3 separate regions of the Homo sapiens genome follow, and regions 2 and 3 are each linked to region 1. A link is an interaction called in ENCODE POLR2A ChIA-PET data of the cell type or tissue named here. Cell type or tissue: HepG2. All regions are shown on one strand. Each heading gives the region's core, and the rest is flanking DNA. Links, peaks and the distances in the headings are about the cores only. Region 1 overlaps BANF2 (BANF family member 2). Region 2 has its middle 44 kb from the start of SNORD17. Region 3 has its middle 70 kb from the start of SNORD17.

The links. Peaks named below come from ENCODE experiments on the same cell type or tissue, not always from the same donor. Only the 100,000 strongest peaks of a DNase experiment are listed, where the experiment ranks them.
Region 2: POLR2A ChIA-PET joins it to region 1 with 8 read pairs; 2 of 35 experiments call an interaction of 5 or more read pairs at or near these places.
Region 3: POLR2A ChIA-PET joins it to region 1 with 5 read pairs; 4 of 35 experiments call an interaction of 5 or more read pairs at or near these places.

The regions. Positions count from the first base shown.
Region 1 is chr20:17,706,078-17,716,479 of GRCh38, forward strand. The region is part of intron 1 of BANF2 (BANF family member 2); the gene reads left to right. Among named protein-coding and RNA genes, the nearest start is that of BANF2, 11 kb to the left of the region's middle. In HepG2, for the core only: a CTCF peak has its summit at 4,253; DNase peaks (open chromatin) are centred at 4,233 and 4,744; H3K4me3 peaks cover 1,444 bases; H3K27me3 peaks cover 1,001 bases.
Region 2 is chr20:17,913,770-17,924,171 of GRCh38, forward strand. No RefSeq gene overlaps it. Among named protein-coding and RNA genes, the nearest start is that of SNORD17, 44 kb to the right of the region's middle. In HepG2, for the core only: no CTCF peak of the experiment used is centred there; a DNase peak (open chromatin) is centred at 4,672.
Region 3 is chr20:17,887,421-17,897,822 of GRCh38, forward strand. No RefSeq gene overlaps it. Among named protein-coding and RNA genes, the nearest start is that of SNORD17, 70 kb to the right of the region's middle. RefSeq lists a silencer at 25-319 and enhancers at 202-1,401, 8,090-8,766, 8,421-8,560. In HepG2, for the core only: no CTCF peak of the experiment used is centred there; a DNase peak (open chromatin) is centred at 4,901; H3K4me3 peaks cover 341 bases.

The DNA of each region.
Region 1 (10,402 bases), core at 2,394-7,393:
CCAACTGGCAAGGTGACGGCATAGATGAGGTTGAAGGGGCTTGAAGGTTGGCCAAATCCGGAGAGTCAGCACAGACAGACACCAAGTGTGCCAGGCTGAAGGGTGAAGGTTCCTAGAGCCAAGTACACACTTTAAATCCAGGGAGAGATTGTGGGTCAGGGCTGGGGTGTGCTGACGTGAGGGTGATTGTTATAGCAACATTACCTTTGAGACCCTCATTCACCTGGGCACTTCATATGAGCTCATTCTAAGCCACTCAGTGACCCGGCTTGGGGATTATCATGACCCATATAGATCAAGAAGAAAAAAGTAGCTGTTGGTTAGTTGGCTGAACTCACAGGTATGAGCTTAACACGAAGGATTCAAGCTCTGGCTCTTCTCTTCGCCAAGTATATGATCTTGGGCATGTTACTAAACTGTCTAAGCCCCCATTTCCTCATCTGGCAAATGGGGCTCAGATATGTTCCTACATCATAGCTTTGTCGTGAGGATTAAATAAGATGTCTGTGAATTAGCAAGACACCTAGCCCATCCGTAGTAGGGGATCCTTAAGTGATGGCAGGAATGGAGAGGTAGGAACAGATCCACCAAGTAAAGGGTAAAGCCAAGATCAAACACAAATCCAGCCAGGTGTGGCTCCTTCTGCCTTTTCACTGCCACTAAGAGAGGGGTAGCATTCAATGAGCAGATGGCAGTGGCTCAGAGTGCAGATCAGTGCAAAGGTCTTTCTCGTCTTCTCTGCAAAGAAGGAGGGATGGCATATGTGTATCTTTGGTCATTTCCAGGTGACTCTATCCAAAGTCCATGCAGGCAAGTAGACGCTGTGAGCAGGATGGAATATACAGATCCAAACCTCTAGAGCAGAGCTAGGGCCAGGCATGACTTGATCAACATCTAAATGCCACCAACACCCAAGGGCCACACAGAGGGAAGAGACCGGGGACCACATCTTGGCACTTTCAGATGGGTTTGCAAGCACTGGAAATCAAAGCTTCACCAGGGATGCTTTAAAGATGAAAATCCCAGCCGGGCGCAGTGGCTCACGCCTGTAATCCCAGCACTTTGGGAGGCCAAGGCAGGCAGATCACGAGGTCAGGAGATTGAGACCATCCTGGCTAACACAGTGAAACCCCATCTCTACTAAAAAAAAAAAATACAAAAAATTAACCGGGCATGGTGGCAGGCGCAGTCCCAGCTACTGAGGCTGAGGCAGGAGAATGGCGTGAACCCAGGAGGTGGAGCTTGCAGTGAACCGAGATCGCACCACTGCACTCTGGCCTGGGGGACAGAGCGAGACTCTGTGTCAAAAAAAAGAAAATCCCAGTAAGGATTTAAGGGAAGATGCTGGGAGTAGCATGTGGTCCCCGAGTAGGAAGATGGAAGTACAGCAGAGGCAAGAATGGCAGTCACTGTTTGTAGATATTTTTCACAGGGAAGGTCAGAACATGTCCCAGGGAAACCATGTCCAAGGTTCAAGATGAGAATGACCTGATCCTATATATATATATACTTTTTTTTTGAGATGGAGTTTTGCTCTTATTGCCCAGGCTGGAGTGCAATGGCACGATCTCGGCTCATTGCCACATCCACCTCCTGGGTTTAAGTGATTCTCCTGCCTCAGCTTCCCGAGTAGCTGGGATTACAGGCATGTGCCACCACACCCGGCTAATTTTTTTGTATTTAGTAGAGACGAAGTTTCACCATGTTACTCAGGCTGGTCTCGAACTTCTGACCTCAGATGATCCACCCACCTTGGCCACCCAAAGTGCTGGGATTACAGGCGTGTGCCACTGCACCCAGCCCCAGCCAAGATTGTTTTTTAAGAATCAAAACTTGACTACGGGCTGGACACGGTGTCTCATGCCTGTAATCCTAGCATTTTGGGAGGCCAAGGCAGATGGATCACTTGAGGTCAGGAGTTTGAGACCAGCCTGGCCAACATGGTGAAACCCTGTCTCTACTAAAAATCAAAAAAAAAAAAAAAAAAAAACCAAAAAGAATTAGCCAGGTGTTGCGGTGCATGCCTGTAATCCCAGCTACTCGAGAGGCTGAGACAGAAGAATCACTTGAAACCAGGATGCAGAGGTTGTGGTGAGCTGAGATCATGCCACTGCACTCTAGCCTGGGTGACAAAGTGATATGTCTCGAACAAAAACAAAAACAAACAGAAAAAAACCTGAGATCCCTGATCCACAAAAGCCTGAAATATGATGTCAAATTGTATTTATATGTGCAAGGGGGCATTTTTCTTGAAGGAAGGTCCATAGCAGGAGAGACAAACCGTGGCATGGCTTTGTTTTGTTGGGTCCATACAGCATTATGAATATTTGAATGATTTCCCAACATTTAAAAATTGGATACTAGTACATAAAAATCTAAACGTTGGGCTTCTCTTGAAAAGACTCAGAAGAGCCAGTCACATGGGACCCACATTCCAGAAAGGGGTGGCCTCCTTTAGATGGGGTCTGGGACCTCAGTCAGCTACACAGTCCATAGCACTTTTGTGACCTCCTCAGTGGATGTCCAATGTTGGTCCTCTTTTATCAGCGCCCTTGCACTGTTTTCTTCACTGCTTTATTTTTTTAATTTGCCTTGTCCCTCTGGCTTTTTCATTTGCAACCCGTGATTTGAACTTTTAATAGATGCTCAAAGGGTGGCTGATTTTAAGAAGATCATTGAAACCGAGATCTTTTTTCCAGCTTAAACTCTTTCCCAACAATCCAGTGTTGAAACTGACCCTTAGTAGAGGCGGAACACCACCCTTCCCAGGCCCAGAAACAGATTCTTTTCCTCCTAAGGAATGCGTGTATGTTGTTTGTCCAAGCGCATGTTTACAAATGGCAAGCTTATCTTCTGATGTTATAAAACACCAAAAGCTATTTAGAAATTACTGAAACTCCTATCTATAGTTTCTGCAAGATACTGCTCAGGTGATAATGCAATCAATGAAAGCAATGACAATCTGGGAAATCCTTTCTTTATAACCTTGAGAATGTGGCTTTGAATGGAGACAAATCAAACAGATAGAACTCTTGCTCAGGCCCCTTTTCTGAAGCCAGAGCCAACAAGCCTAGTGATTTTCTTTTGAAAGGGTCTTAAGTAGGTCTTTGCATTTGGGAAGATCAGGCAAGTCACTTAGAGCCGATTTCTGAACTGAGACTCACAGAAGCACATACTCACACCCTCCTATCTGGAGACATGTGGACCTGGAGGGCTGGAGGAACTCAGATGCCTTGGTCCTTAGGAGGATCCAGAACCACCGCACTGAGGCCTAGCAGGCAAGGGCAGGACACACAAAATGTGAGAGCAGAGGAATGAAGGAAAATTAAATCTTGGGCGAGGCATTCTGTCCAGCAAAGAACAGGAGGTGAATACATGGCACGTGGGCCTTCGATATCCTATGAGTGGAATGAAGGCAATGCTTAAAACACTGCACCACTGCACAGCTCCACCTGTACACAAGATGCCCCTTTGTTTTGGGGCAGCCAACTGCTGCATCTCCTGTTTATATGTGCACCCAAGCAGAGGAAGTCAGTCCAAAGCTAGAAGGAGGGAAAATGATTGCCCAGAAGCTCAATGGAAGCCTTGCTTAATATCTCAGTGGTTGAGAACACAGATATTAGGCTGAGGCCCACTCGGTTTGAGGCCTGGCAATGCCATAGGTCAGTTAATTTATCTTATCTGTGAAATGGGATAATCATAGAAGCTATCTCATCCCAAGGGCAGGTGGGTGGATGAAATGAGATGATCTTGGTGCGGAGCTTAGCACGGTGCCTTGGTAAGCCTGGATAAGCATGAGCCGCTCTCTTAGGTGGGTTTCCCAGTTGCTGACCTGATCATCTAATTGCAGTGCAAGTAGTTGATATGGAAAGGGTTCCTGGTCCCATGAGGAAGGGAGTGAGGATGTGAGACCGGGAAGGGAAGGTGGCCTTGAGCAGTTACTGCCATGAGCACTGGGGGCTCCCTCCCACTGGGGATGTCTGGATATCACCTAATGTGGGACAGGCCCCAGAGCTGTGCCACCTGAGGGGTGTGGGGCTGGGTACTTACCCACCTACTCACATCCTGGCCGAGGGCTGCTCCCAAGGTGTCTCGTCCCCAGCCCTGTCCACTTGCAGGGCGAAGAGCCACCATGGAAACCATGAGCCCTGGGGGGGACATGGGCAGGGCAGGGACAGCGTCTGCTAAAACTGTCCTTGTTGTTCTGACTCCTGTCCTGGAGAGGGAAGAGCTGGTCTTTGGAACCACCCAGACCTCAGCCTGCAGCTCATCACTGCCTTTTACTAGATAGGTGGCCCCCTTTGCCTCTTCGGGCCTCCATTTTCACATCTCTTAAAATAGGAACAATTCTCTAATGTTGCAGAATTCGTTTTGAGGACTATGCATGACAATGGCCATACAGAGGCAGGCACGTAGTAGGCGCTCAGCCACCATGAGCCCCCTTACTCGCCAGCTCAATTCGGTTCCATTTCTCCCGCTTGCCTGTGATCCTTATTCTGTTTCTAGTCCCGGGGTGAGCCCAGGCTGGCACCAGACCTTCTTTCCATGTGAGCAGGGACAAGCTGACATCCAGACTAGTGCTTGCCTCCGAGGTGACTTCTGAGTGACAAGCTGCTGCAGTGATCTCCCAAGCTGTGTATTATCATCTTGTTTCCCCTTTAGCTTCGAGCCTCGTCAGTCTGTGGCTTTCATCAGATCCAGAGAGGGTAGAATAACTGGCCGGCCTAACGGCGGCTGAGCCAGGAGTGGAATCCCAGCAGGAAGAACTTTGGACCCTTGCAGTTCCCGCAGCAACCCAGGGCTGGGTGTGTGGGCAGATCTGGGGGCTTCTGCTGAGTCAGACTGTGTGGGAGTGTTGGGGCGGGGGCGGGGGCGCCGCCAGATGAAATCAGGATGCCCAGTGAAATTTACATTTCAGATAAACAAGAAAAAGCCCCTTCTGTATAAGTACAGTCTGTGAAATACTTGGGCCATACTTATACTAAAAAGTTATGTTGTGTTTATCTGAAATTCAAATTTCACTGGGCATCTGACATTTTTATTACCTAAATCTGGCAACCCTACTCTGGTGGGAACGGAGAACAAACCTCCTGGGAGGTCTGGGTTAGAGATGAGCACAGCAATCCTCCTGCAGGCAAAGGCCAGTGTGGAGCCACTTGCCTGCCCCCAGATGGCCTCCCCCGGGGCCCCCCTCCAGGGCCTGTAAAGCCCTCATGAGAGTCACTTTTGCCTGAAGACATTGTTTAACTGCACAGTGGAGTCAGTTACAGATTCACTCTCACCACACTTACCCGTATAAAGAAAATACGATTCTTTATTCTTAGACACCTCCACACAATGTGGTAAGAACAGAGTAGCTGCAAATTATGTATGTGTTGGGTGGGGTTCCCTGGAAGCAGAGCCTGAGAGCCGGGTTCCGGTGCCCCTGACCTGGTGAAGGAAGCAGGAGAGGGCAGGGGAGGAGCTGAGAGGTGTGCACCAGGGGCACTCAGCTTCTACCTGACCCCCTGGGGGGCTCTGGAGCCGGAATGGTACCAGGGAGTTGGCTCCACCTTGAGACAAGGGGGTTAGGGTTTTGTGCTTCCACATCCGCAAGCCATTAGTTGCTCTTAGGCAGAGGCCTGGGCCTTGCACCTCCCAGGTGTCTCCAGGTGTAGCAGCTTCCACGGCAGAGGTGACAGTCCAGAGAAAGCCACAACCACGCATTGAGGTTCCCTGCAACACTTGTAGCAGCTGGGTGCACCAGCTGGTCAAGGAGACCTGCGCATGGCACCAATGGCACCTACTACTCTCTGTCTCCTTGCAATGGAATAGTCAGATTCTCTCCAGGCCGTGTTAGAGAGTCCCTGTTGGGAGGTGCGGTCTCCTTAGGGACTGCTCTGCCCCTCCTCCGTCCTTCCTAAAGAGTGATGGCTGCCAGGTGGGTGTGGAGACAGGTGCTGACTGTGTCTTCAAGGCAGTGGGGAGAGGGGACTTTGAATACCCACGGAATCTGCAGGATGATGGCCTGAGCCTGTGGCAGTGCGGCTGCTGGAATCTGCTCCTTGCCATGGAGGGGTGACCAGTCCCTTTTTGTCTTTTAGGGCTATCTTAGTTTCCACTGCTGCAGCCTGTGGCCTGGACATTTGCCCATGGTTGTGAGGTCCCCATGCATGGGACTTCTTCCTCCTGACTCCAGGCTTCAGTTCACCCATCAGGCCTTAAAGCATCTTCGGCCCTATCTTGCCCTGAACTTTTTGCTGCAAAAACCAAGGGCACTGCCTCAAGCTTATCTTCCCAGCCACTGTTTACTGCTGCTACATTGTTGCCCAAGACACTTCAGAAGTGACTGTTGTTGTCATCTCCTGCCAAGTCCTGGAAGGCAAGCCACCAAGTCCCATGCACCATTCCCACAGCCCGACAACCTTCCTGACTCTACCCACTGGAATCTAAAGAGTCTGCCCACTTCTGGATGTTTGTTCAGGTAGGGAAGTTCAAGCCCCGTGCCCATGAACGTTCATCTTTCTTTTCTCTTCCACCTTCCCTGGGAGGGTAGTGCGGATAATGAGGTGAGCCTTCTTCCTCTTTCTAGAATCCATGGGGCAGAGAAGGTAGATTCTCCCTTCCTGTCTTCTGGGGAAACTCCTTCTCCCTCCCGAGACAACATTGCTTTCCCCTTCTCTGTGGGGTAATAATGGCAGAGAGAGGCGGGATCAGAATGCTGTACTCATAAGGGGGTGTATATTGAGAGGTTTAGAAATATGTTACAGTGCCCCTACGTTTATAGCAGCATTAGTAACAATGGCCAGATGGTGGAAGCAACCCAGCTTCCCATGATGGATGAATGGAGGAGCAAAATGTGGTGTATACAATGGAATGTTGTTTAGTCTTAGAAAGAGGAAAAATCCTGGCCGGGCATGGTGGCTCATGCCTGTAATCCTAATATTTTGGGAGATCAAGGAGGGAGGATTGCTTGAGGCCAGGAGTTCAAGACCAGCCTGGGCAACTTAGGGAGACCCCCCGATCTCTACGAAAAAATTAAAAAATTAGCTGAGCATGGTGGTGCATATCTGTAGTCCCAGCTACTAGGGAGGCTGAGGCAGGAGGATGGAGGATCACTTGACCCCGGAGTTCAAGGCTGCAGTGAGCTATGATTGCACTCCGGCCTGGTGATGAGCAAGACTCCATTTTAAAAAGAAAGAATGAGAGAGAGAGAGAGAGAGAGATCCTGTTGCATGGATGCACCTTGAGGACATCAAGCTGAGTAAAATAGGCCAGTCACCAAAAGACAACCCCTGTGTGATTCCACTTCCATGAGGCATCTAAAGTAGTCAGCTTCATAAAGACAGAAAGTGGAATGGTGTTTGTCAGGGGCTATGAGGAGGGGGAAATGGGGAGTTGTTTATTGGATATGAGAATGTTCTGAAGATTGGCCCAACAACGTGAGTACATTGAACACTACTGCACTGTACACTTGCAGATGACTAAGATAGTCCAGGCGCAGTGGCTTATGGCTGTAATAATCCCAGCACTTTGGAAAGCAGAGGCAGGAGGATTGCTTGAGGCCAGGAGTTTGAGACCAGCCTGGGCAACATAGCAAGACCTCATCTTTACAAAAATATTAAAAAATTACCCGGGTGTGGTGGCTCGTGCCTGTAGTCCCAGCTACTCACCAGGCTGAAGCAAGAGGATTGCTTGAACCTGGGAGTTCGAGACTGCAGTGAGCTATAATCAGGCCACTGCACTCCAGCCTGGGTGACAGACTGAGACTCCATCTCAAAAATAAAAAATAAATAAATAAATAAATAAATGTTAAGATGGTAAAAATTTAAGTTGTGTATTTTACCACAATTAAGAATAAAAAGTGGTCTGGGCACAGTGGCTCATGCCTGTAATCCCAACACTTTGGGAGGTCGAGGCAGGCAGATCACCTGCGGTCAGGAGTTCAAGACCAGCCTGGCCAACATGATGAAACCCCGTCTCTACTAAAAATACAAAAATTAGCCAGGCATGGTGACAGGTGCCTATAATCCTAGCTACTTGGCAGGCTTAGGTACAAGAACCCGGGAGGCAGAGATTGTAGTGAGCCGAGATTGTACCACTGCACTCCAGCAGCCTGGGCGACAGAGTGAGACTCTGTCAAAAAAAAAAAAAAAAAGAAAGAAAGAAAGAAAAAGAAGAATAAAAGGTGAAAAAAAATACATCTATTACAAATGCAGATATCTCATCCATGAAGGGTGAACTAATATGCTTGTCCATTCTTTATATGACTTATTCTATTTCATCAGCTCCTGATCCTTTGCAGATAACAGGACCCCAAAGGGAAGGGAATATTTTCATGAAGGAAAAATGCAACCAGAAATAGTCCTGGCTAGAACCACTATCAGACAAGTATGTCCAGCCTAGATGGAATTTTATAGACAAGGGACAATTCTATTCACAAAGGTTGGGAGACAGAGTCATGGGACAAGGAAGGTGGAGGCTGCACAAGCTGGGAGACAAGCTGGCTTCTTCATGGATCGTTGCAGTTTGCCTTGGCTGCAGGCATGGTGATCTTAGCACACATCCATGAAACCTTACTTAGAATTGCTGGGGCCAGAAGTTCTAGGGAATTCAAAATTTTTTTTTTTGAAAAAATGGGCAATGTGATGCCTCTTTTGTATATTACAGAACATTCCTAGTGGAGCCTGGCTCAGCACCCTGTAAACCCATTAATATTCCTGTGGTGGAGTGTATAAATATTCACACTAACTGGGATAATAAAGACTATAAATAGCCTCATGTCAGTTCAGGCCAGCATTTGCTGCCAAGTAAGTCTCCCCGCCCTGTGCCCCCAAAAAGAATTTCTGGATTTCAGAGCCATTTGGATATGAAAATGGTAGCTTAGGGATTGTGGACCTGTATGAATTTTATACCATCTAGAGACTGTAAATGAACAGAGACAAAACATAGGAAGGAACCAGAAGGATGAGGTCAGTGAATTTAACGCTGATCTTATAAATAAGAAATGGAGGTGACAGGCCCAATGTCGCTCTGCTGGTCATTGGTGGAGCTAAGGTCAGACAAGGATCTCCTACCCTCAGCCCAGCTCCTCCAGCAGGAGTTAACAGGAACCTCCAGACCCAGAGTCCATGAAGCTGAGCCGCCACCTCCTTCCTAGTTCCCTGAAAAGGTGAGCCCTGCCTTTGGGAATGCCTCCTTATGGCTAGTACACCGTGTGTGGTGTGCCCTGCCGTGGGCTGGTTCTGTTTTCTCTGGGAGAGGTATCTGCAGAAGACATCGTCCTGAGGGTTCATGCACTTAGCTCAAGGCCTTGCACACAGATGGCACTCAGTGAATGTCTGAGGAACTGTTGAATGTATTTGGTTATTCATCACCTGTAGACCCATCAAGATAAGGATGTATAATCAAAGGGCCATGTGTAAGACAGCCAACAAGGAGCGGAGAAAGAAAAAATCTTGTTCCCCATTGCAGAATCGGAGCTAACGGCAAGGAAGGCAAATATTACTTTATTTTTGAACAACGAGCATTAGTGGTCATTAGAAAGTGATTTCTTTCATTCCTGATGCCTAAGCCATGGGCCTGACCCTGCCCCAGCACTCTGGGTGGAATGGGGAGGCCTTTGTGCCCAGCACAGTGCTCGGTACACAAAGCGTGTGCCACAAACACTTGTTGGATGAGTGAGTGAGTGAATGAGTATTAGGGGTCATCAGTTAGAACTCTGTTATAAAAGGCACAATCCTAACTTAAACTGAAGTAAGCAAAAATGACTATTTTGTTTATTTTTGCCTGACATAATTGAAAAGTCCAAGGGTAGTCGCCGTCAGGCATGTCTAAATCCAGGCCTGCAAATGATTACTGGGGACTCTGTCTCTTCCCTTCTCTCAGAGCTGCTTTCCTCCACCCTGGCTTCTTTCTCAGGTGAGCTCTCCACAACTGTGGTGACCATGACCACGGTAGGCTCAGTTCCCACCCGCCGAGCAGCCCTCACAGAAAGTGACTCATGTGGCCCAAGAAGGTGAGGGGTGGTCACTTGCCTGCCCCAGGATACTGTGGTGAGCGTGGTACACCCTGAAAAGTAGTTCCTGAGTGGACTGTACAAAATGGAGCCCTGTGGAAGCTCTTGAGGCCATGAGCTTCCATCCAAAATGGAGGCATTTCTCCCTCCGGTGTATGAGTGCAGCCTGACAGGGTCTCCTCAGACCCTTAACAGCCTAGGTGGGAGAGGGCTCCTCAGAGTCCGACCTTCAGTGTTATAGGAAGGTTACCCCCCTTCTTTTCTTTTCCTTTTTTTTCTTTTTTGAGACAGGGTCTCCCCTAGGCTGGAGTGCAGTGGTACGACCACGGCTCACTGCAGCCTTGACCTCCCCAGGCCCAAGCAATTCTCCCACCTCAGCCGCCCAAGTATCTGGGACCACAGGTG
Region 2 (10,402 bases), core at 2,183-7,182, 210 kb after region 1:
TGTGGAAAACAGTATTGTGGTTCCTCAAAAAATTAAAATAGAATTACCATATGATCCACCAAGTTCACTTCTGGGTTTATACTCAAAAGAATTGAAATCAGAACTTTTAAGAGACATTCATACACCCTGGTTCACAGCAGCACTATTCACAATAGCCAAGAGCTGGAAGCAACTCAATTGTCTGTCGATGGACGAATAAACAAAATATAGAATACACAGTGGAATATTATTCAGCCTTAAAAAGGAAGAACAGTTGGGTGTGGTGGCTCATGCCTGTTATCCCGGCATTTTGCAAGGCTGAGGCAGGCGGATCACCTGAGGTCAGGAGTTCAAGACCAGCCTGGCCAACATGGTAAAACCCTGTCTCTACTAAAAATACAAAAATTAGCCAGGTGTGGTGGTGCATGCCTTTAATCCCAGCTACTCAGGAGGCTGAGACAGGAGAATCACTTGAACCTGGGAGGCGGAGGTTGCAGTGAGCCGAGATTGTGCCACCACACTCCAGCCTAGGTGACAGACAAGACCCCATCTCAAAAAAAAAAAGAAAAGAAAAGAAAAAGGAAAAAGGAAAGACATTCTGACACATGCTATATCATGAATGAACTTTGAGGACATTATGCTAAGTGACATTAGCCAGCCACAAAAAGACAAATACTGTATGGTTCCATGTATGTGACATCTCTAGAGTAATAAAATTCATAGAAGCAGAAAGTAGAATGGTGATTAGCAGGGGCTTTGTGGAGGAGTGGGCAATGGGGAGTTTTTTAATGGGAATAGAGTTTCAGCTTGGAAAGGAAAAAATTCTGGAGCTTGGTCGAACAACAATATGAATGTACTTAACACTACTGTATTGTACACTTAGAACTGGCTGAGGTAAAATTTGTGTTGTATGTTTTCTTACCACCATAAACAAACAAACTAACACAAATATACATACACCTATGGAGGGAAAAGAAGTTAGGCAGGCCATGTTTAGTATCCAATTGATGCTTGAGATAATTCATTTATAGAGAAATTAGCTGATTAGCTAAGTTACAAACTTTTCTCCAGCAATATTCTGCTGCTCAGGTATGTAGGTAGAGAAGGGAAATATTTGTGTTCATTCAGGATGGGGCTCTACAAAGAGAGAGGGGCCAGGGAGCTGAAGGAGTTTGTGAAGAAGTGTGGTAGATTGTCTTACTGTCCAATAAGAATTTTCTCCTCCTGCCTTCCCTGACCCCAACCCAGGGCATGGAAAAGAGTTCCCTGCCCACATTGCCCTTGGGCTTGACCATTGACTTGTTTTGACCAACAGGCTGGCAGAAGTGTCAGGGTGCCTGTCCCAAGGCTGGGCCTTAGGAAGTCTTGCATGTTCCCCTCCTTCTCTTATGCTCCTGCCATCTGCCATGGAAAGAGCTTGCCCCAGCCAGCCACGGCTCCTTCACTGCGGTCGTAGAATAACAGACCCCCAAGCACCAAGCCCAGTTGTTAAGCACCAGACCAGTGGGACTCTTGGGAGGAAGGACACTGTGCTGGGTAAGCCACTGAGATTTGGGGGCTTCGTCAGGTGGATTTCACTATGTGAAACAGTTTTGTACCCTGTTTCTCTCCCTCAACAAGAGATCTTGAGCATTTGGCCAGGTGCAGTGCCTCCCACCTGTAATCCCAGCACTCTGGGAGGCCGAGGTTGGCAGGTCACTTGAGGTCAGGAGTTTGAGACCAGTCTGGCCAACATGGTGAAACCCCATCTCTACTAAAAATATAAAAAATTAGCTGGGTGTGGTGGCGGGTGCCTGTAATCCCAGCTACTTGGGAGGCTGAGGCAGGAGAATCACTTCAACCAGGAGGCAGAGGTTGCAGTGAGCTGAGATCGTGCCATTGCACTCCAGCCTGGGCAACAGAGCAAGACTCCATCTCAAAAAAAAAAAAAAAAAAAGAGAGAGCGAGATCTTGAGCATTTAAAACTTCAAGGACATTATTCTCAATGGCTGAATATTCCATTTAATAAATAACATAATTTACTGAATGGTTCTTTCATTATTGGGACACTTAGAATTTTCCATGTTTTCATTGTATTGCAGGAAATAAAATGAAATAACATTGCAGGAAATATTGTATATAAATTCCAAATACAAGGTATAAATACTTTTAAATTTATATTTTGACCCCAGTACAATATGCATATGGATTTTTAAAAATCAAACAAAAAATAACAAAAGATTAGTGGATATTTGAACAAAGCCTCTAAAAATCAAGGACAGAAACTGTGAGGTATTGCTAGGATAGCCCCAGTTTCTTCTACCAGGAGGTTGAATTAATAATTTCACCACAGCCGGGCAGAGTGGCTGATGCCTGTAATCCCAGCACTTTGGGAGGTCGAGGCAGGCAGATGACTTGAGGTCAGGAGTTTGAGACCAGCCTGGGAACATGGCGAAACCCCGTCTCTACTAAAAAAAAAAACAACAAAATTTAGCCGGGCGTGGTGGCGTGCACCTGTAATCCCAGCTACCTGGTGAGGCTGAGGCATGAGAATCCCTTGAACATGGGAGGCAGAGGTTGTAGTGAGCAGCTGAGATCACGCCACTGCACTCCAGCCTGGGTGACAAAGTGAGACTCTGTCTCAAAATAATAATAATAATTTCACCACCACTGAGATGATCTCGTGACATGTTTTGTCCAACAAAATGAGGCAGAAGTGACATTATACAGTTCTGATCCTGGGTCTCAGGAGGCCTGGGGTTTCTGCTGTGTTGCAGAACCCTGCCCAGCCATCCTGAGAACAGCCCAATCTGGCCTGCCTGATGGAGGATAAGAAACCACATGAAGCAGAGCCAAGTAATACCAGCTGAGTCCTAAAAGCTCCGCCAGCCCCAACTAACCACCAGCTGCCTTTCTACAAGTGAATGATCCCAAGCAAAGTCAGCAGAGCCCAATATAAATCAGCAGAACAAATCAACCAACCAACCAACTGGTAGACTTGTGACTAAAAACAGATGATACTTTTATATGTCACTAAGACTTTGTAGTTGTTTATTAGGCAGCGTCATTGTGCCAGTAGATAACCAATACAGGAATCAAAACTTTAAAAACAGGAAAAGAAGCTTCCTTCCAGTTTTCAATCGGACATATGAGGAACTTGGAAGTCATGACTCCATCTTAATAAGTTAAAAAAACCGAACAAACTAAAAATCAGCAACTCTTGGCTGGTTGCAGTGGGTCATGCCTGTAATCCCAGCACTTTGGGAGGCTGAGGTGGGAAGATTGCTTGAGCTCAGGCGTTCGAGACCAGCCTGGGAAACATGGGGAGACCCCCGTCTCTACAAAAATAAAAAATAAAAATAAGCTGGGTGTGGTGACGTCTGCCTGTAGTCCCAGCTACTTAGGAGGCTGAAGTGGGAAGATTGCTTGAGTCTGAGGGGGTCAAACCTGCAATAAGCCAAGATTGACTGGGTGACAGAGTGAGACTGTCTCAAAAAAAAAAAAAACTTCTTAGATCTGTCACAGAATTGAGGTCACAGGGCAAACCACTGCCTCCAAAATTGGAGAGACAGACAGATCGTACAGAGAATCACAACTTATCACTGCAGAGTCACAGGTGCAGAGACCTTGCTAGGAACAAGTACAGGGACAGGAAAGCCTGAACTGCAATTTACAAATTGCTGGAGGCTCAGTGTGGACAAGTCTAAGAGTTTAAAACTCCGGGGATGGGGCCAGTCTTGAAGGGCATGCCCATACTTTTGGTTTCTTGGGGGTTTTTTTGTTTGTTTGTTTTGAGACAGGGTCTCCCCCTGTTACCCAGGCTGGAGTGCAGTGGCACAATCTCGGCTCACTGCAACCTCCACCTCCCAGGTTCAAGCGATCCTCTCATCTCAACCTCCTGAGTACCTGGGATAACAGGCGTGTGCCACCACGCCCAGCCAATCTTTGTATTTTTAGTAGAGATGGGGTTTCACCATGTTGATCAGGCTGGTTTCAAACTCCTGACCTCAAGTGATCCACCCACCTTGGCCTCCCAAAGTGCCAGGATTACAGGCATGAGCCACCGCGCCCAGCCACATGCCATACTTTTGTGAGTTTTACCTTCAGGAGTTCTACTGGTTTCTCACAGTAAAGACTGGAGAAAACCCCCCTCATGAGGTTTCTTACAAAGCTAACCATTCTCCTACCATACCATTTTCATCAATCACACTCCTTAGTATTTACTCAAAGGACTTGAAAATGTGTCCATGCAAAAACCTGCATACTGACGTTTATAGCAGCTTTATTTGTAATTGCCAAAAGTTGGAAGCAACCAAGATGTTCTTCAGTAGGTGAATGGGTAAATAAACCAGTACATCCAGAGAACGGAATATTATTCAGGGCTAAAAAGGAATGTACTCTCAAGCTATGAAAATAAATAGAGGAATCTTCACTGTTTATTACTTAGTGAAATAAGCCAACCCGAAAAGGCCGCATGCTATATGATTCTAACTATATGGCATTCAGGAAAAGGCCGAACTATGGAGACACTAGAAAGTTCAGTGGTCTCCAGGGTTTGGGAAGGGTAGGGAGGGGTAAACAGGCAGAGCATACAGGATTTTTAGGGCAGTGAAGCTATTCTGTGTGATACTATAATGATGAATGCATGTCATTATACATTTGTCAAAGCCCAAAGAATGTATAATACCAACAGTGAGCCCTAATGTAAACTTGGACTTTGGGTGACAACAATGTGTCAGTGTAGGTTCAACAATTGTCACAAATCTACCACCCTGGTACGGGGTATTGCTGACGCAGAAGACTGTGTGTTGTGGGTTGGAGGAAGGAGGTATATGGTAGCTGTACTTTCTCTTCAGTTTTGGCTAAACTGTTAAAAAAAATAAGTGTTCTTAAAAAATGATCATGCCAGGTGCGGTGGCTCACGCCTGTAATCCCAACACTTGGGGAGGCCGAGGCAGGCGGATCACGAGGTCAAGAGATCGAGACCACCCTGGCTAACACGGTGAAACCCCGTCTCTACTAAAAATACAAAAAATTAGCCGGGCGTAGTGGCGGGCGCCTGTAGTCCCAGCTACTCGGGAGGCTGAGGCAGGAGAATGGCGTGAACCTGGAAGGCGGAGCTTGCAGTGAGCCGAGATCACGCCACTGCGCTCCAGCCTGGGCGACAGAGCGAGACTCCATCAAAAAAAAAAAAAAAAAAAAGATCAAAAGTCTCAAAGCAACAATGTAAGGTCCCACCTCAAGAACTTAAAAAAAGAAGAGCAAAATAAACTCAAAGCAAATAGAAGAAAGAAAATAATAAAAGCAGAACTTAATGGAAACAAAAACAAAAAAAAATAATAAAGTCAATAAAACAAGGAGTTGATTCTTGGAGAAAACAACAAAATTGTCAAAACTTTACCAAGACTGAGAAAGAAAAAAGGAAAACACAAATTACCAATATCGGGAATAAAACAGAGGCTATCAGTAGACATTGCAGACATCGAAAGAATAACAAGAAAATATTACAAACTGCTCTACACATATAAATTTGATAACACAGATTGCACAAAAAGAAAGTAAAATACTCAGATATACATCTATCAAAACTTTCCGGCCGGCACGGTGGCTCCATGAGCCGTGTTCGTGCCACGGCACTCTGGCCTAGGCAACAGAGCAAGACCCTGTCTCAAAAGTACAAATTTAAAAAAAAAAACTTGCACAGGATCTGTAGGCTGAAACTACAAAATGCCAGTGAAAGAAATCAAAGATCTAAATAAATGGAGAGGCATCACATGTTCATGAATTGGAAGACTCATCACAGAAAAGATGTCAGTTCTCCATAAAAATTGCATAGGTTTAAAAAAATACCCATCAAAACCCCAGCAGAGTTTTTTGTAGATATAGACAACATTAGTTTAAAATGTATCCAGAAAGGCAAAAGAATAGCTAATACAATTTTGAGAAAGAGAAATAAAATGGGAGTAATCAGCCTACCCAATTTCAAGACTTACAATACAGCTACAGTAATCAAGACTGTGTTGTGCTAGTGGAGGAAGAGACACATAGATCAATGGAACAGAGCAGAGTATCCAGAATTAGATGCACAAAAATATGCACGACTGATATTTGACAAAGGCACAAACACAATTCAATGAAGAAAAGTTGGCCTTTTCAGCCGGGCGCAGTGGCTCACGCCTGTAATCCCAGCACTTTGGGAGGCTGAGGCGGGTGGATCACAAGGTCAGGAGTTCGAGACCAGCCTGGCCAACACGGTGAAACCCCATCTCTACTAAAAATAAAAAATTAGCCAGGCATGGTGGCAGGCACCTGTAGTCCCAGCTACTCGGGAGGCTGAAGCAGGAGAATTCCTTGAACCTGAGAGGCGGAGGTTGCAGTGAGCCGAGATCGTGCCACTGCACTCTAGCCTGGGCAACAGAGCGAGACTCCATCTCAAAAAAAGAAAAGAAAAGAAAAGAAAAGAAAAGTTGGCCTTTTCATCAAGTGATACTGGGACAACTGGATAGCCAGAGGCAAAAAATGACCCACCTAAACCCCACACCTTCTACAAAAATTAACTCAAAATGGATTGCAGACTTAAATGAAAAATGTAAAACCATAATACTTTTATAAATAAACAAAGAACATCTCCAGAGTTTAGGGCTTACACTTGATAGCAAAAGCACTATCTGTAAAAGGAAAAAAACTGTATATTGAACTTTATCAAAATTAAAACTTTTTGCTCTGGGCTGGGTGCAGTGGCTTATACCTGTATCCTGGCACTTTGGGAGGCCAAAGCAGGAGGATCGCTTGAGGCTAGGAGTTCAAGACCAGCCTGGGCAACATGGCAAAATCCCATCTCTACAAAAAATTTTAAAATTAGCCAGGCATGCTGGCATGTGCCTGTAGTCCCAGCTACATGGAAAGCTGAGGTGGGTGGATCGCTTGAGCCCAGGAGTCTGAGGTTGCAGTGAGCTGTGATCACACCACTGCACTCCAGTCTGGGTGGTAAAGTGAGACCCTGTCTCAGAAAACTATTATTATTATTATTATTATTATTATTATTATTATTGTTATTGTTATTTTGCTCTGTGAAAGACTGTTGAGAGGGTGAAAGGCAAGCTATAAACTAGGAGATAATATTTGTGAGTCACTTATTCAACAAAGGACAAGTATTTAGAAAACATAAGGAATCCCTAAAACTCAACGGTATGAAAATACGCCATCCAGTTAGAATAAAATGGGCAAAAAATATGAAGAGATATTTCTCTGAAGAGGATGTACAGATAACAAATAAATACATGAAAAGATGCTCAACAATGTCAGCCATCAGGGAGATGCAAATTGAAACCACTATGCGATATTATACACATCTATCAGAATGGCTAAAATACAAAACAGAATAGGGACAACATCAAATGCTGGTGAGGATGTGGAGAAAACGGATCCCTCATACATTGCAGGTGGGAATGTAAAATGAAATAGCCCCCTGGAAAACAGTTTGACAGTTTCTTTAAAAAAAAAAATCTAAACATGCAACTCCCATATGACCCAACAATTTCACTCTTGGGTAATTATCCCAGAGAATAAAAACTTAAGTTCAGATATGAACTTATACATGAATGATTATAGCAGCCTTATTCTCAACAGCCCAAACTAGAAAGAAACCTAATTCCTTTAATGGGAAATGGTTCTAAAAAAGATAGTACTTTTATATCATGGACTACTATTCAGCACTAAAAAGGAATAAACTGGTCAGGCACAGTGGCTCACACCTGTAATCCCAGCACTTTGGGAGGCTGAAGCAGGAGGATCACTGAAGCCAGGAGTTCGAGACCAGCCTAGGCAACATAGTGAGACCCTGTCTCTATTAAAAAAAAAAAAAAATAGCTGGGCATGGTAGTGCAGCCTACAGTTCCAGCTACTCCAGAGGCTGAGGTGGGAGGGTCGCTTGAGCCTGGGAGGTTGAGGCTGCATGATCACACCACTGCACTCCAGCCTGGGTGACAGAGTGAGACACTGTCTCAAAAATAAATAAATAAATAAATAAATAAATAAAAGGAATAAACTATTGATACAAATAATAACCTGGTAGGATTGGCAGAAAATTATGCTAAGTGAAAGAAAGCCAATTATAAAAGTTTATATATTATATGATTCCATTCTTGAAATGGGAAAGTTAGAGAAATGGGTTAAGGAGGGAGTGGCTGCAGGAGGCAAGTGGGTGTGGCTATAAGAGAGCAACACGAAAGATCCTGGTAGGGACAGAAGTGTGTGTATCTGATGTGTTATGTCAATGTCCACATCCTGGTTGTAATATTGTACTGTAGTTTTGCAGGATGTTACCATAGCAGCCAAGGATACACAGGACCTCTAGATTATTTTGTACAGTTACATGTGAATCTAGTATATTTATCTCAAAATAGAAAGTTTAATTGAAAACAATCAAACATTAAAAGATGCATTAAAAGATGGAGTCAGTGACATTTTCCAAAAGTAGAACAGCAATAAAAAAATAAGATGGAAAGTAGGAAACAAACCCACAAGAAAGAGATGGCATTCATTCAGGTGGTCTGAAATTGTGAAGGCTAATTTTATGTCAACTTGACTGGGCTGAGGGATGCCCATGGCTAAACATTATTTCTGGGCGTGTCTGTGAGGCTGTTTCCAGAGGAGATCCACATGGGAATTGGTGAAGTGAATAAAGCAAATGGCCTCCCTCACTTGGGTGGCCATCCTCCAATTCACTGAGAACCTGAATAAAACAAAACAGCAAAAAAGAACAAATTTGCTCTGTTTGAGCTGAAACATCCTTCTCCTGCCCTTGGACATCAGCACCCTTGGTTCTCATGCTTTTGTGCTTAAGCTAAGACGCCACCAGCCTCCTGATTCTCAGGCCTTCTGACTTCCACTGATCTCCACCACCAGCTTTCCTGGGTCTCAGCTTGCAGATGGCAGATCATGGGATTCCTCAGCCTCCATAACCACACAAGTGAATTCCATAAGAAATCTCAGCCGGGCACGGTGGCTCACGCCTGTAATCTCAGCAGTTTGGGAGGCTGAGGCGGGTGGATCACCTGAGGTCAGGAGTTCAAGATCAGCCTGGCCAACATGGTGAAACCCTGTCTCTACTAAAAATACAACAATTAGCTGGGTGTGGTGGCACACGCCTATAATCCCAGCTACTTGGGAGGCTGAGGCAGGAGAATTGCTTGAACCTGGGAGTCAGAGGTTGCAGTGAGCTGAGATCGTACCACTGCACTCCAGCCCTGGCAACAGGGCGAGACTCCGTCTCAAAAAAAGAAACACAACAACAAAAGAAATCTCAATCTTTCTCTCTCTGAAAAAGCAAGAGAGCATGAATGTCATGTTGGTTCTTTTTCTCTGGAGAACCCTGACTAACACAATACAGACATCCAACTCAGAAGAGTTCCAAGAAAGAACAGAGAAAACAGTGGGGAAGGAGATTATCAAGGAACTAATACAAAAAACCACCAGAATGAAAGGAACTTATTTCCCACATTGCAAGATCCATATAAAGGTAAATCATCACAAAATGTCAGAACTCTAGGGTCAAAGAACACAGAGAGGAAAAAGGAAAAGGGTCTTCTGGGGGTTCTGTGGTATAAGCCATATCACTTCTCGCTCCCCTGCCCGCCCCCCGCCCCCGCCCCCGCCCCCCACTGCTGACTGAGGATGCAGTAGCCTCCCATCTGCGAAGTCAATGACCACTCCTCCATCTGCTTCCCAGCTCCATTCTCTGGGGGTCTTGCTCATCTTACTGTCAGTTTAGCCAAGATTCAGGAGAGAGCTGAGCCTAATACCTGGGCTCAGTCTACCCTCTCAACTCAGAAGTCGGGCGCTAGAATGTTACCCTACGTTAGATTCTGAAATCCAAATTTTTGCTTCTGCCTCTGGCCACCTCACAAGGGACTCACGTGCAACCAAGCATCGGCGATGCCTTCCCCACCTCTCAGGCTGCAACCTGGCCAGGGCGGCTCTTTTCACGTGACTTTGCCCTTGATATGCTTGTTCATCTGAGTCCATATGTTACCTGTTTAGCAAGTGGGTGATGGCGTCCCTCTGTGAGGAGGTAGACGGATGCTGAGAAAATTAGTTCCTAGTGCAACTCGAGGGGTGGGGAGAGGCTTTTGCCTGCCTTACATCAACCTTGCTAAGATGTTATTTTTTAATTACACAATAATATTTGAATAATATCACAAAAATTAAACCATTACAAAAGATTCCTCCTATACTTGCCATTTCCAATACCAGAGGCATAAATTTCCAGTCCTTTTTGTATACATTTTCCTAGATGTTTATGTATCCATAAGAAATATATTGTGCTGCTTTAGTGTGGATTTTTTTTTCCTTTAACACATGAGAAAACGGTATGTCATATTGCAGTTTGCTTTTTTTTTCTTTTTCACTCAATAATGTATGTCAGCCACCTTCCCATGTCAGG
Region 3 (10,402 bases), core at 2,255-7,254, 180 kb after region 1:
CTTTTCAGACAAATCCCAGCAAACTTTCTCCCTTAGCACCATCTCTGAGGCCACGGTGGGTGGGGTGTGTCACCACGCCTCTCTGTAACACCTCCTGTGCCCTCTTGAAATGGTTATTGTTTCCTGAGTGGTGGCTGTGGACTTGTGGCCTCGTTAAGTCATATTATCTCAATGGAAGCCATTGTCTCCTGCTGGAGGCTCCACGGCTCCTGTCTTCATAATGCAACACCCTGACCCTGAAGTCTTGCTCTGTGGAGACTGTAACAAGATCCTGGCAGGGCTCAAAGGAAACCTTTCTTCTCTCCCAGCACATGCAGAAGTCCCACTGGCAGGGCCAAGGCATGGAGCTCTCCATCCCGGAACTGGGGCTTGAACTTGGCCAACCTGAGTTGGGGCAGATCATACCCTCCAGCTCTGGTCTGTCCTGATTTTCTTCTGGCCACAGCACATCCCCTCCCACTGTTCCTGTGGCAGCCAGCCTTCCAGATGCACCCCACCTCCTGGCAATCCTGCCCTCATGTAGTCCCCTCCCACATTAAATAGGGCTGACCTGTGTTACCAGTTGTGGAAATGACAGACTGTGACCAGGTCATCATAGATATTGCGGCTTCCATCTTGCTCTCTCTTGAATCACTCACGATGGCGAGAGTCAGCTGCCATGTTGTGAGGCTGCTTAAGCAGCCCTGTGCAGGCGTCCAGAAGGTGAAAAACTGAGGCCTCCTGCCAACAGCCACACGAACTCATCATCCGTGGTGGGAAGCCATCTCCAGCCCCAGCCACGCCTTCAGGTGACTACAAACCCAGCTGCATCTTGATGCCAACCTCATGAGTCAGAAGCCACTCCTGGATTCCCAACCCACAGAAACTGTGAGACATTAAATGATTATTGTTGCTTTAGGCCACTATGTTTTGTTCCACGGGATGATTTGTTCCACAGCATTAGCTAGCTAATATTCGTCCAGAGAGGTCAGCCTCCTGGGGTCAGAGTAGAGGAGGTCAGAGAATGAACACGGAGGGGCAGACAATGCAGAGTCAGAACACTTGGTTTCCTGATCCCATATTGTCCTGCTACACATTTTCAAAAAGGGGAGGGGTATTAAAAATGAAGCAAAGTAGTTCAGTATGCTTCAACCAGCCGTGATCACCCTGGGACCATCTGCTTCTATGAACTGGACACTATCGTCCCATAGTGCCCCAAATTAGGTTCCCCTTACAAAAACAGCACCACGCTGGTGGCGACTGAAACCCTGAGCTTCTTTTCACACACACCGCCCAGACCGCCCAGACCTCCTCAACTGGTTCTATGCTTGGACACCAGATTTCTCTTTAAAACCTAACTTTCTCTGATATCAATTGATCTTGGCCTTACTCCAAAGTTCCAATCTATCGAAATCACTTTCATCTCCCATTTGGCTGTCACTTTCACTGTTCCCTCCAATATGTGTCACCTGCACATCTGACCCTGTACTTTCTGCCATCTTCATCCAGAAAGTGGACTGAACGTTGATTGGCTAGGGCAGAGCTCACCACAGAGCCCTTTGGTACTCCATGACCACCAGGGCAACGGACTCCTTGATGGCAAACACTTTGCTGATAGACGTGCAATCTGCCATAAATCCCACCAAAAAACACCGTCATTACCAGTGAGTTTGCCAATCCTTTATTAAAATGCCGGCTGGGGGTGGTGGCCTATGCCTGTAGTCCCAGCTACTCAGGAGGCTGAGACTGGATCACTGGGGCCCAGGTGTTCGAGATTGGCATAAACAACATAGCAAGACCCTGTCTCACAAAAAAACAAAAAACAAAAAACAAAAAAAAACAGTAACATAAAATGCTGGCTGGACACAAATTTATTTACCCCATTATCCAGTACTGTCTAAAAAGAAAGTTGGTTTGTGTATTCGTTGCCTGTGGTTGCTATAATTACCATGAACTTTTGGTCTTAAAACAACAGAAATTTATTACCTCACAGTCCTGGAGACCAGAAGTCTGAAATCAGTGCCACCAAACTGAAATCAATCCATCAGTGGGGCTGTGCTCCCTCTGGAGGCTTTAGGAGAGAAACTGTTCCTTGCCTCTTCCAGCTTCTGGGAGCTACAGCATTCCTTGGCTTATGGCCACATCACTCTAATTCTCACATCCAGTGTCTTCAAATCCTTCTCTTCTCTGTCTTCACATGGCTTTCTTCTCTGAGTGTGAGTCAAGTCTAACTCTGTCTTATATGGACACTTGTGATGGCATTTAGGGCCCACAGGAGAGTCCAGGATAATCTCTTATCTCAAGATTCTTACTCACTTCTGCAAAGACCCATTTTTCTTACAGGGTAACATTTATAGGCTCCAAGGGTTAGGACCTGATATCTCTAGGGGGCCATTATGCCACCCACCACAGCTGGGCACAGCTCATCCCCACCAAACTCTCCCACCTCACCATCACTGCATTTTTTTTCCCTGCTGTTCACAAATGAGTTTATGTCACGCTCTGCTCTATAATTTTCCAAAAGTCAACATCAAGGTTACTGTCTCTACATTTTGGAATCTGCTTGAGACCTGTAATTCACCCAGCCACATCAGTCTGGACATTAAAAAGAGGTCATAATAAACAAAAATAGCATTTCTTAGGTTTGCCATTATTGCTGGCTCTCCAGTCCCTTAGAAACGTCAAGAATTCTCAGAATGTGTTCTCAAGTGGAGGCAGCATAGAGGTTGCAATCAGCTTCTCAAGTCAGACTGCCTGGGTCTGAATACTGCCTCTGTCACTATGGCCAACTGTGTCTTCCAAAGATGGCCACAAAAATCTCTCCCTTCCCACATGCTCTTCTGCAGCATGGCCTTGCCCCATCCCACCAGGGGGTCCATTTCTTCACCCCGCTCTAAAATGCATATGGCACAAGTGACACTGCCATTTAAAGACAAGGCCCTTAACAGTTGCCTGTTCCTGTCTCTTGGAATGTTTGTTCTTGAGACTCTACGCTCAGAACTCAGCCACCATGTTGTGAGGAAGCCCTCACCACATGAAGAGACCCCTTGCAGAAGTTCTGGCAGACTGCCTCAGCTGAGCTTCCTGCCATCAATGGCCAGTGTGCAAGTGAGCCACTGTGGGCCTCCAGCCCAGTCGAGCCTTCAGACCCTCCAGCCCCAGCCAACACCTGACTGCAGCCATGGCAGACCCCAAGTGAAAGCCACCCAGCTGAGCCCAGCCAATTCACAGAAGCAGAAGTAATTGCGAAGTGTTGTTTTAAGCCACTGGATTTGGGGACAGCTCATTTTACAGCAATAGATATTCAGAAGAGCCACTTATTGACTGAGTAACCTGAAGCAAGTGACAAGCTTAAGCTTAGGTTCCTGCCAGAAGCACATACCGAGACAAAGGCTTGGAGCATATAGTTTATTTGGGTGATGAATCCAGGAAATACAGGTAGGGGATTAAAACTAAAACTACTGCATGATCCAGCAATCCCATTTCTAAGTATATAACTAAAAGAATTAAAAATAGGATTTTGAAGAGATATTTCCATACCTATGTTCACTGCAGCATTATTCACAATAGTCACAAGGTGGAAGCAAACTAAATATCCATCAACAGGTCAGGTGTGGTGGCTCACACCTGTAATTCCAGCATTTTGGGAAGCCAAGGCTGGAGGATCACTCTAGCTCAGGAATTGGAGATCAGCCTGGGCAATACAGTGAGACCTCATCTCTATTTTTACAAAAATAACAATTAAATGTTTAAAAAAGTAAATATCAGCCAGGCATGGTGGCTCACACCTGTAATCCCAGCACTTTGAGAGGCCGAGGTGGGTGGATCATCTGAGGTCAGGAGTTCAAGACCAGTCTGGCCAACACAGTGAAACCCCATCTCTACTAAACATACAAACAATTGGCTGGGTGTGGTGGCGGGTGCCTGTAATCCCAGCTGCTTGAAAGGCTGAGGCAGGAGAATTGCTTGAACCTGGAGGTGGAGGTTGCAGTGAGCTAATATGGCGCTATTGCACTCCAGCCTAGGCAACAAGAGCAAAACTCCGTCTCAAACAAAAAACAAGAAACAAACAAACAAAAAATATCCATCAACAAAAACTATTAGAATTGATAAATTCAGTAAAGTTGCAGGATACAAAAAAAACATACAAAAATCAGTAGCATTTCTATATGCCAACAGCAAACAATCTGTAAAAGAAATCCAGAAAGTAATTCCATTTACAATAGTTACCAATGAAATAAAATACCTAGGAAATAACTTAACCAAAGAAGTGAAAGAGCTCTACAATGAAAACTACAAAATCTTAATGAAAGAAATTGAAGACACCAAAAAATGAAAAGATATTACATGTTCATGAATTGAAATAACCAATATTGTCAAAATGTTCATACTATCCCAAGCAATCTATAGATTCAATACAATCCCTATCAAAATAACAATGACATTCTTCACAGAAATAGAAAAAAAAATCCTAAAATATATATGGAACCACAAAGACCCAGAGTATCCAAAGATATCCTCAGCAAAAAGAACAAAACTGGAGGAATCACATAACCTGACTTCCAGTTATATTACAGAGCTATAGTAACCAAAACAGCACAGCACTGGCATAAAAACTGACACGTAGACCAACAGAAAACAATGGAGAACCCAGGAAAAAACCCATACATCTACAGTGAACTCATTTTTTACAAAGGTACCAAGAACATACATTGAGGAAAGGACAGTCTCTTCAATAAATAGTGCTGGGAAAACTGGATATCCATATGCAGAAGAATGAAACTAGACCCCTATCTCTTGCCATATACAACAATCAAATCAAAACGTATTAAAGACTTAAATCTAAGACCTGAAACTATGACACTATTAAAAGAAAACATTGGGAAAAAATCTCTCCAGGACTTTGGACTGAGCAAAGATTTCTTGAATAATACCCCACAAGCACAGACAACTAAAGCAAACATGGACAAACCACATCAAGTTAAAAAGCTTCTGCACAGCAAAGGAAACAATCAACAAAATAAAGAAACAACCCACAGAATAGGAGAAAATATCTGCAAACTATCCATCTGGCAAAGAATTAATAGCCAGGACATATAAGGAGCTCAAACCAGTCTATAGAAAAAAATCTAATAATCCAACCAAAAATGGGCAAAAGATCTGAATAGACATTTCTCAAAAGAAAACATACAGATGGCAAACAGGCATATTGAAAGGTGCTCAACATTATCGGTCATCAGAGAGATGCAAATCAAAACTACAATGAGAGGTCATCTCACCCCAGTTAAAATGGCTTTTGTCTTTTGGACAGGCAATAACAAATGCTGTCAAGGATGTGGAGAAAAGGGAACCCTTGTACACTGTTGGTGGGAATGTAAATTAGTACAGCCACTAGGGAGAACAGCTTGGAGGTTCCTCAAAAAACTAAAAATAGAACTACCATATGATCCAGCAATTCCACTGCTAAAAATATACCCCCAAAAAAGGAAATCAGCATAATGAAAGGATATCTGCACTTCCATGTTTGTTGCAGCTCTGTTCACAATAGCCAAGATTTGGAAGCCACCTAAGTGTCCATCAACAGATGATTGGATAAAGAAAATGTGGTACATATACACAATGGAGTACCATTCTGCCATAAAAAAGAATGAGATCCTGTCATTTGCAACAACATGAACGGAACTGGAGGTTCTTATGTTAAGTGAAACAAGCCATGCACAGAAAGACAAACTTCACATGTCCTCACTTATTTGTGGGAGCTAAATATTACAACAATTGAACTCATGGTGATAGAGAGTAAAAGGATGGTTACCAGAGGCTGGGAAGGGTAGTGGGGTGGGGGTAGAGTGGGGATGGTTAACGGATACAAAAATATAGTTAGATAGAATAAATAAGATCTAATATTTGATAGCACAACAAACTGACAGCAGTCAACAATAGTATATTATACATTTAAAGACAACTAAGAGTATAACTGGATTGTTTGTAACACAAAGAAAGGATAAATGCTGGCTGGATGCAGTGGCTCATGCCTGTAATCCCAGCACTTTGGGAGGCTGAGGCGGGTGGATCATGAGGTCAGGTGTTCAAGACCAGCCTGGCCAACATAGTGAAACCACATCTCTACTAAAAATACAAAAAAAAAAAAGGGAAATTCAGATACACGTTACAACATGGACGAATCTTGAGGACATTATGCTCAGTGAAATAAGCCAGTCACAGAAGGACACATACTGCATACAAGGTACCTAAAGTGTCAAATTCACAGACAGAAAGTAGAATGTGGTTGCCAGGGCCTGCAGAGAGAGGGAATGGGGAGTTATTTAATGGGTATAGAGTTTCAGTTTTGCAAGATGAAAAGTTCTATTACACAACAAGGTGCAAACAGTTAATACTACTGTACTATACACTTATAAATGGTTCAGATGGTAAATTTTATGCTATGTGTTTTTTTTACTACAATTAAAAATAAAATTGTCTCATCAAGGAGCAAGCACCCTGGGGTTTTCATACAACTCCCATCCCTCGCCCACCAGCTGAGAATCACTCTTGAGGTGTTAACTCCCCACACTCCAAGGGCCATAGAGCATGCCCTGTAGAGAGATACAGGGAGCCACAGGCACACATGGAATGGTCTGAGGTCACCTCCCAGTGCCCGGGAGACATTGGGGCACTGACCACATCTGCCATATCATTTACCTTTGAGTCCTCTGTAAAACAGGAATGATAAATACCTACCTCGATAGACCAGTTGCAAAGGCTACTTTGAACATACGCAGACTTAGACTTAACACAGTGCCTGGCCCACAGTTAAAATGTTATAATCAGGCTGGGTGGTGTGATGGCTCCCACCTGTAATCCTAACACTTTGGGAGGCTGAGGTAGGAGAGTTGCTTGAGCCCAGGAGTTCGAGACCAGCCTGGTCAACATAGCAAGACCCCATCTCTACAAAACTTTTTAAAATTAGCTGGATGTTCATCTGAGATGTGAGGATCTGAAAAAAAAAATTAGTCTGATGGGCTGGCCCACGCCTATAGTCCCAGCTGCTTGGGAGGCTGAAGCAGGAGAATCCCTGGAACCCTGGAGGTTGAGGCTGCAGTGAGCTATGATGGTGCCACTGCATTCCAACCTGGGTGACAGAGTGAGATTCTGTCTCTAAATAAATAAATAATTTAAAAATTAGTGGGGTGGCTGGGTGCAGTGGCTAACACCTGTAATCCCAGCACTTTGGGAGGCCGAGACAGGCGGATCACCTGAGGTCGGGAGTTCAAAACCAGCCTGACCAACATGGAGAAACCCCGTCTTTACTAAAAATATAAAATTAGCCGGGAGTGGTGGCACATGCCTGTAATCCCAGCTACTCGGGAGGCCGAGAGGCAGGAGAATCGCTTGAACCTGGGAGGCAGAGGTTGCAGTAAGCTGAGATCCCGCCATTGCACTCCAGCCTGGGCAACAAGAGCGAAACTCCGTCTCAAAAAAAAAAAAAAAAAATTAGCAGGGCATGGTGGCACACACCTGTAGTCCCAGTTACTTGGGAAGCTGAAGTGGGAGGATCCCCTGAGCCCAGGAGTTCCAGGCTGCAGTGAGCTATGAACAAGCCACTGCACTCACTCCAGCCTGGGCAACACAGCAAGGCTGTCTCTTAAAACAAACAAAAAGACTATAATCATTGTACACATCTGCCTTGTCTATTGGCAGGAACAGCGCCAGGACGGCAGGGGAAGAGCTCCGTTTCCCTCCCTGCTCTGGCTCCCTTTAAAGGTGGCTGCCTCTCAGCCTCCTGGCCCACCCGGCCTTCAGGGCCACAGGCCTCAAGCCAGCTGGACACCTCACACCGGACAGCTCTGCCCTGGGAATCCTGGAACCCCCTGCTAGTAGGCGCCACGACCCAGGTCGAGGAATGCCCTCAGCACAGAGACTGTCCCCTGGGGCAGCTCGCCCTACTGCCTGATAAGGGCGGCTCCTTCGCGGCTCCCAGACTCTGGAGCCTGCGGGCTGGGCTGCAGCCAAACGCAGACACCCCTCTAATGCCGACAGCCTGGCCCCCTTACCCTGTAGCTCTCCGCCCTCAGGATGCATTCTTCCCCAGAAGCTCCCTGCCCACCCCCACCTGGAAGGCCTCCCTCGTCTGAATCAGGGCGCACACAGCTGAGTCTCCAGCGCGGACACCCCGTCACCCCAACACCCTTCTCCTCCCCCCGAACAACCGCTTACGATTTTTAGAAATCAGTAAAATACATGCCCAGCTCCAAACTTTTGGAAGCGCCTCAGAGTTTTGCAGAGCATAGCAGTGGTTCTGGGCTCCCCAGTGCACCCCAGACTTGGCTCCCTCCTGCCCAGCCCACAGCCGCGTCCCGAGAGTGAAGGGGAAGCACAGGCAGCCCTTTCCGCCGCCCCCGCTGGCATGACATCACCTTCCCCACGCCGAGAAGCTGAAGTCTTTCTCATTTTGTTTCATGCTCCAAGCGCAGCTTTAAAAACCTTTCCTGGAGGTGGGGAGGGAAAATACCCAAAATATTAGCCGTGGCTACAGCTGGGTGTAGGATGCAGGGAGTTACTGTTTCCTTCTTTATACGTTTGTATTTTCCACAATGACCACATTCTATTTTTTATTGTCAGGAAAACGAATGAGTGTTTTTTAAGTAAGCAATTTAGAAGCCTATTTGGTTGCCTTCAGCATTTTTCAGGGCCTCAGCTCGTTTCTGGAGCCAGCTTTTCAGCCGCTCTTCTCTCCGTTCTCTCGCTCTCTGAGTGGAGTTCTCTGCCTTCCACCCTTTGCTTCTGTCCTTTGAAAATGTGAGCGAAGCACAGTTGCTTGTGCAAACCACACCAGCCTCCTGAGATCCTCTCGATTTTCCTTCTCACTGGGAATATTTTTCATCAGAATTTATTCTCCCAAACTAAGAAAGGGACCTCATGTCCCCGCTCATCTGATGCACTGAGAACACAGCATCATTTTCCCAGTATTCTTGCCAAGAATACACAACCTGAGGCTTATCATGAGGAAACATCAGGCAGACCCAAACTGAAGGACATTCTACAAGAAAACTGCGTGGACTCTTCAAAAATGTCAAGGTCAGGAAAGACAAAGAAAGCCCAAGGAACTGTCGCCGATTGGAGGAGATTAGAGACAGGGCAACCAACTGCAGCACGTGATCTGGGATATTGTGTTGCTATAAAGGACATTACTGGGACAGTTGGTGACATCTAAATCTGAATACGGTCTGTAGATTAGCTAATTGTATTGAATCAGTGTTCGTTTCCTGACTTAGTCACTGCACTGTGGCTGTGTAGCAGAATGTCCTTTACTTTTTAGGAATTATACACTGAAGCTTTGGGAGATAGAGGGCATCACATCTGCAATTTACTCTCTTATGATTCAGAAAAATATATATATTTGTACACACAGACAGAGAAAACAGTAAGGCAAATGTGGCAAAAATGTTAATATTTGGGGAATCTTGATGAAGAGTTTAAAAAAAAATCCTTTTGTTCTGTTCTTAGAATTTTTCTGTAAGTCCCTTTGCTTCTGACCTCTGGGTTAATGCAGTTGACACAACAGCCTGACTCCTAGGCTGACTGCTGACTAATTCTTTGCTTGATGCTCTTGACCTTGGACTGTGTCCTCCCCCGATTTAGCCCCTGTAGAGACAGTGAGCAGGAAGACTAGTTTGGTGAATAATAAATCCGCTGTCACTGCCACCATCACCACCAACAGGGGCAGAGGGACTTTTGCTGAGCACTCACTATGTAAGTCAATGCTCCCATACCCTGAGTGATGTACACAGTACTTCACTCAGTCCTCACAGTAGTCTTCTGAGGTTGCCATTACAATCCCCAATCTACAGATAAAGAAACTGAGGCTCAGAGAGATGAACTCACTTACCTAACGTCACAGCAGCTATTAAGTGGCAAGGCCAGAATTGACCCACAAATCTCTAGAACCCCACAGTCTTACACTAATCTGCCCTGACACTGGTAAGGAGACTGACTGGCTGTACTCTGTTCTGATATTTTCTCTCCTGATTCTCCTTTGCTGAAATAATAGAAACAAAAATAATTGTACCAGCCATAAAAAAATGAAATCCTGTCATTTTCAACAACATGGATGAACTTGGAGGACATCATATTAAGTGAAATAAGCCAGACACAGAGAGACAAATACTGCATGATCTCACTCATATGTGGAATCTAAAAAAAAAAAAAAAAAAAATTGATCTCATAGAAGAAGAGTCAGAGAGTCCAACAGTGGTTACCAGAGCCTGGGAAGGGCAGGGGAGAGGGGAGGATGGGGAGAGGTCGGTCAACAGGTACAAATTACAATTAGATGGGAGGCATAAATTCTGGGGTTCTGTTACACAGTAGGGTGGCTATGGTTAACAGTAAGATATTGTATATTACAAAATAGCTAGAGGAGAGGCTT